Linked DNA regions of Homo sapiens: region 1 is linked to region 2. The links are chromatin contacts, found by Hi-C in ENCODE. All regions are on one chromosome and are shown on one strand. Each heading gives the region's core, a stretch centred on a gene start or an enhancer-like site at or near the end of the contact. The rest is flanking DNA. Distances are from core to core; before and after follow the strand shown. Region 1 overlaps TMTC1 (transmembrane O-mannosyltransferase targeting cadherins 1). Region 2 holds the start of TMTC1 (transmembrane O-mannosyltransferase targeting cadherins 1).

Evidence for each region. Hi-C counts contacts between places; a loop is a spot of excess contacts on that map. Pooled maps may share reads with other maps.
Region 1: a loop to region 2 is called in a map of heart left ventricle, with 2.6 times the contacts of the local background. The contact joins the enhancer-like site here to the promoter of TMTC1 in region 2. A Hi-C loop is called at or near these places in 10 of 168 maps with a recorded cell type or tissue (HepG2, Right ventricle myocardium superior, cardiac septum and 4 more), 1 of 37 single-sample maps with no recorded cell type and 11 of 50 pooled maps.

Annotation. Positions count from the first base shown.
Region 1 is chr12:29,639,441-29,642,616 of GRCh38, reverse strand. The region is part of intron 5 of TMTC1 (transmembrane O-mannosyltransferase targeting cadherins 1); the gene reads left to right. Among named protein-coding and RNA genes, the nearest start is that of TMTC1, 140 kb to the left of the region's middle. RefSeq lists an enhancer at 1,904-2,454. Within about 2 kb of position 1,621, at least 15 of the 41 ENCODE cell types and tissues checked have a DNase peak (open chromatin) inside an H3K27ac peak, as active enhancers do; they include heart left ventricle and heart right ventricle, where a contact is called at or near this core.
Region 2 is chr12:29,782,629-29,785,646 of GRCh38, reverse strand. TMTC1 (transmembrane O-mannosyltransferase targeting cadherins 1) reads left to right here and starts at 1,705. Exons shown (of 18, transcript NM_001193451.2): 1 at 1,705-2,197. The coding sequence starts at 1,896.

The sequences.
Region 1 (3,176 bases), core at 372-2,871, 140 kb after region 2:
TTGAGGATTTGTTTCAAGATTTAGAGCCGCTTTTAGCAGTTCTTGTAGTGATGGCTTGGTAATTGTGAATTCTCTCAGCATTTGTTTGTCTGAAAAAGACTTTTTTTTCTTCATATATGATACTTAGTTTTGCTGGATACAATATTCTTCACTGATAATTGTTTTGTTTGAGGAGGCTGAAGATAAGGCCCCAATCCCTTCTAGCTTGTAGGGTTTCTGCTGAGAAATCTGCTATTAATTTGATAGGTTTTTCCTTAAAGGTTACCTGGTGCTTCTGTGTCTCACAGCTCCTAAGATTCTTTTCTTCGCCTTAACTTTGGATAACCTGATGACAACGTGCCTAGGCAAAGATCTTTTTGTGATGAATTTCCCGGTGTTCTTTGTGCTTCTTGTGTTTGGATGTCTAGATCTCTAGCAAGGACAGGCAAGTTTTCCTCGATTATTCCCCCAAATATGTTTTCCAAGCTTTTAGAATCCTCTTCTTCCTCAGGAACACTGATTATTCTTAGGTTTGGTCATTTAACATAATCCTAGACTTCTTGGAGGCTTTGTTCATATTTTCTTATTCTTTTTTCTTTGTCTTTGTTGGATTGGATTAATTCGAAGACCTTGTCTTTGAGCTCTGAATTTCTTCTTCTACTTGTTCAATTATATTGCTGAGAACTTCCAAGGCATTTCACATTTCTAAACATGTATCCAAAGTTTCCTGAAGTTTTGATTGCTTTTTCTTAAGCTATTTCCTTGAATATTTCTCCCTTCACTTCTTGTATCATATTTTGGATTTCCTTGCATTGGGCTTTGCCTTTCTCTGGTCCCTCCCTGATTAGTTTAATAACTAACCTCCTGAATTCTTCTCCAGGTAAATCAGGGATTTCTTCTTGGTTTGGATCCATTGCTGGTGAACTAGTGTGATTTTTTTGGGGGGGTATTGAAGAGCCTTGTTTTGTCATATTATCAGGGTCGGTTTTCTGGTTCCTTCTCATTTGGGTAGGTGCTGTCAGAGGGAAGGTCTAGGGCTGAAGGCTGTTGTTCAGATTCTTTTGTCCCACGGTGTGTTCCCTTGATGAAGTACTCTCCCCCATTTCCTATGGATGTGGCTTCCTGTGAGCCAAACTGCAGTGATTATTGTCTCTCTTCTGGATCTAGCCACCCATTGAATCTACTGGGCTCTGGGCTAGTACCAGGGGTTGTCTACAGAGTCCTGTGATATGAACCGTCTATGGGTCTCTCAGCCATGGATACTAGTGTCTGTTCCAGTGGAGGTGGCTGGGGTGTGCAATGGACTCCATGAGGGTTCTTAGCTTTGGTGGTTTAATGCTCTATTTTTGTGCTGGTTGGCCTCCTACCAGGAGGTGGTGCTTTCCAGAGAGCTTCATCTGTGCTAGTATAGGGAGGGACCGATGGTGGGCAGGGCCCTAGAACTCCCAAGAGTATATGCCCTTTGTCTTTTGCTACCAGGATGGGTAGGGAAGGACCATCAGGTGGGGGTAGGGCTGGGCATATCTGAGCTCAGACCCTCCTTGGGCGGGTCTTGCTGTGGCTGCTGTGGGGGCTGGGAGTGAGATTCCTAGGTCACTGGAATTGTGTATGTAGGAGGATTACGGCTGCCTCTGCTGAGTCATGCAGGTTGTCAGGGAAGCCGGGGAAAGCCGGCAGTCACAGGCCTCACCCAGCTCCCACACAAACCGAAGGGCTGGTCTCACTCCCACCATGCCCCCCTCAACAACCCCCAGACCGTAAGCGATATGAGGCTGTCTGCCTCCCAGCTGCATAAGAAAAGGGCTTGGTTCTTCCCTAGCCTGTGGAGTCTGCACATCAGATTTGCACCCTCCCCCGAGTTCTGGCCAGGAGGCTTCTCACCCCGTTCAAACTGTTACAAAGTTCAGCTAGAGATTTCCTTCTCTCTGTGTAGTTTTATCCCCTGCTTCTCTCCCATTGGATCCCTGTGGTTCCAGGCAGGAACGGCCTGCCAGGGGAGCCCGCGAGCTCCCAGGGCCTTTCTGCTGCTTCCTCTACCCCAGTATTTCACTTGGCTCTCCAAATTGACTCAGCTCCAGGTAAAGTCAGAAACTTCTCCCACAAACAGACCTTCAGCTTCTCCAGTTGTGGGGGACGTGTTTGGGAGAGGAGGGTCTCCCTTTCCCACTTCCACTGTTGGGGCATTCACAGTTTTGTGGGGGGTCTCCTGGGTCCTTAAGAGGGTCTGTGGGTCCTCTTGGGATTGCTGATTTGTTCTTGCAATCAATCTGGAGCTAAAATTCACAATGTGAGCCCCCCCTCGCTGCTCTGTCCACAGCTGCATCTGTTCCTGCCTCCTGTCTGCCGTGATCTCACCATACGTCTCTTCTGGGAATTTTAAAAATAGTCTCCGCCTTTAATTGAGCTCGGTTAATTGGACCATTCATCCTTGTAAGCCAGAGGAACTTTAACAGAACACAATGAGAAGCTTGTCGGAGTTGCTTGGCTCTCTTTTCTTCTTTCATCGGGTGTTTGGAAATAGTCTCACTATCTCTATGGGTCCCAGGTGCTGAAGCAGCAAGTGTTCAGGACTACTGATGGGTCTCGGCCCCGGAATGCCCCATGGGGGCATAGCACTTATCTAGCACCTTCTACTTTGCTGGCTTTTACATGATCCATTCCACTGGGGGATTGCCTGTGGCTTTCTAGTACCAGCCTTGTTTCCTGGAGCTCAGGTCCTGCTTCCAGTCATATATCGTTGTCTATAGATGGTTTTTCTTGATTTCCTTTTCTTTTGTGTCTTCTGTGCTTGTTCCACATTACCATTGTGAGGTTCCTCCATGTTGTTGCATTCATTCTCATTGCTGAATTGATTTCCATCACATGGATATTCCATAATGTATGTATGCATTTTATTGTAGATGGATATGTGAGTTGTCTCCAGTTTGGCGCTATTAAGAAAAGTCCTGCTATGAACAATCTTCTAAATGTCTTTTGGTAAACACTTGTGTCCAATGCTGTTGGGTGGAATTGCTTAGGAGTGGAATTGCTAGTTCATGAAATATGCATTTATTTTGCTTTCATGAAACTGCCTACAGTTCTGCAAAGTGGTTTAATCAATTTATAGTAGGATTTCAAAGTTCTAATTGCTCATCCTCACTGACATTTGACATGATATTTTATTTTAGACTTTCTACTGGTAGTAATTTTTATCATTT
Region 2 (3,018 bases), core at 456-2,955:
CAAAGATAATTTCACTATCCCAATCAGCTGTTAACTTAGAAAGCTAGACTTTTATGGTGTTAACCACACACACATACAGACGCACACACACGAGCAGCTTTGGGTCTTCCAATCCTATACTTAGCACATTGTAGCACAAAGAATCTCCTTAATATATTTTTATTAAGTTAATAGGTGAATAGGAAAGGCTGTAGTGTGTTATACGGGGAAATAGACTCAGGTGTGTCTAGATATTAAAGTCGGTATATTAAGGTTACCAAGCGTGAAAGATTTTGATGGAAGAATGAAAACATCCATGTCCAGGACTTCCAGTTTCATTTCTCAGTCACTAATTTCAAGTCACCAAATAAACAAAGTGAAAATGGGTGAAACGTACTTTGAGTTACAATAAGTTTATCTTAATTCATTGACTTTTCAACTGCTCAGATGTCTTAAAATTTTTTAAAAAGTAAGTTGTTATAGTAAAGAGCCACACAAATACTCATAGCAGAGGAACAATTTCTGGATTATGTCGGTGAGCTTTTTAAGGGTTTGGGGAGGATGAGAATAAAAGGGTGACTTTTTATTTTCAGTTTTTCTATCTGGATGTGTCAAATTCCTGATAACTTCTAACACTCAGCAATGGAAATTTAGAAGGTGCCTGAAAGAACAAATAGAATTTTCAGACCTGGAGAAATTCTAGTAATCATCACTCTGGGACATATTATTAAAATTAGTATTTTAAAAAAGAAAACAATCTTTCAGAAAGACAGGAAGTTTAGGAGCCAAAGCCAGAGGCCCTAATACAAATCGCCCCCACCTCCCCATCCCCCCATCCCCACCTTCTTCCCCGCCCTGTTCAAACACGCCCACAGCCCAGGAAATAATGAGACCCAAGTGATCCAGCTAGATAGAAAAAGTAGTTTGCTTGGCATCTCCCAAATTATCTTGAGCAAACAATAAAATAAGAAATGTTTCAGAAGACAATTCGGCTCCCAGGCCCAAACCAAAACTCGAACCTGGTACTTTTTGTAAGTGCGGGCCAAGAAAGGGGCTGTAAAGTTAAAGAGCCGGTGGCGCCTCTGAACACACCCGGGCAGGGCGAGCAGGATGTCCTTGTCCAGGGAGACCCCTTCTCCTGGCTTTGAGGAAGGTGCTCCCTATCCCCGCGGGTTCCTCCGCCAAGCGGGACGCCGCGCCGGGCGGGTGAGAGAAAGCCCGGGCAGGAGAGCACAGAGCCGGCGACTGGACGCGAGCGCGGGGCGGGTGGAGAGCGTCTCTCCGGGCGCCGCTGCTGTTGTCCCGGGTGCTGAAAAGCCGGGAACTTCCCGGGAAGCAGCGGCACTTTTCTCCCTGGAAGGTGGGTGTGGGGGTTCCAGACTGCGCACCTGCTAAACCCTCCTGGGTCCCCCGGGAGGGGTCCGCCAGATGTGCCCCTTCCCAGCCCCATTCGGGGGAGAAGGATGGGGGCGGGGGCGTGGGGGTGAGCACAGCCGGACACCGCAAGTGGGAACCTGGGGTGTCCTTCCCCGCAGCTCCCGGGCAGCCGCGCGCCGCGAACCCCGGTCCACCTGCAAGCAAGGCGGGCCGGGGGCAGAGGGCGCCGGGCTGTGCGGGGGAACCGGCCCGCGTCCCGGGATTGGGGGGCGGTGGAAGAGAGAGCGAGCGGGCATGCGCAGTGGGGCGGAGGAGGTGGCGATGGCCGGGGGAGGCGGGGGGACTGCTGTTTATTTGCAGCTGGGCCAACTCCGCGGCGCAGGCGGCGGCGGAGCGCGGGGAGCTCGCGGCGGGTCCAGCTGCCGCAGCACCATGCCCGAGCCCCCCTCCGGGCAGACGCCGCGCGCCGCCGGGGCCCCGGTAGGGGAGGATGCCAGACGCCCGGGAGAGGCCAGGGCAGCAGCGGCGGCGGCGGCGCGATGGTGGTGACCACCTCTGCCCGAGGCGGCGGCGGGGACCGCACACCCTCCCGGCGGCGGGGCTGCGGGCTAGCGCCGGCCGGGGCCGCGGCGCTGCTGGCCGGGGCAAGCTGCCTGTGCTACGGCCGCTCCCTGCAGGGCGAGTTCGTGCACGACGACGTGTGGGCGATCGTGAACAACCCCGACGTGCGGCCCGGCGCCCCGCTCCGCTGGGGCATCTTCACCAACGACTTCTGGGGCAAGGGCATGGCCGAGAACACCAGCCACAAGTCCTACCGGCCGCTCTGCGTCCTCACCTTCAAGTGAGTCCCTCACCTCGCGCTAGCCGCCGCTGCCTCCTCTACCCTCCGCCCGTCCCTCGGACCGGGAGAAGTTGCGGGACTGACTTGGGGGCATTTCATTTTTGCCGCCCTTTCCCTCCACGCCTCCCTCCTCTCCAGGATGTGCATGGCACTTTGCTCCGGGATCCACTGCCCGGCTAATCTGGGCTCTCGGGGCGGTTCGGGAGGCGCCGGCTGGGGAGTTGGGATCGAGTTTCTCAACTGTCTGCCCTCTCAGCGGGCTTCTCTCTCGAGGCAGGGCTGGGAGCGGGCTGGTGAAACCGCCTCCGCACCCCTTCGCCTGCCGGATCGTGACCAAGTGGGACTAGCGCGGACCCAGAGGGTTCCGGAGGGGTGGCGGTGGTGGCGATGCTTCCAAGTAGAGAATTTCTCGGAGGCTGTTGGGCAGCTTTGCAGATGAGAAGTGTATCAGCCCCTTAAGGGTTTCGTTCAGATGAGACGAGGCGGGAGCCTTGAGCTGACAGGGCTGCGTGGGTTCAGGAGAGGGAGCAGAAAACTCTCCCGAGCCCCCCAGCCCCCGCCTTGCACCCTTGGCTGCTCCCAGAGGCTCTCCAATCTGCCAGACTTCTCTGGATCTAGACTTTAGAAGGTGCAGAGAGAGGTAACGCAGAGCCTAGGCTTCTCCAGGGACCCTGGGGCCCCAGCCGAAATAGTTTTTCTTTTACAACCTCGGAGTCATGATTCAGCGTTTCTGGTGTGAATAAGCGTAAAGGGAACCGAGAATATGCCAGGTTTTTGAGGGGTGGAGTATTTTCTTTAATTTGAAAAGAAGCCTAGCTTCT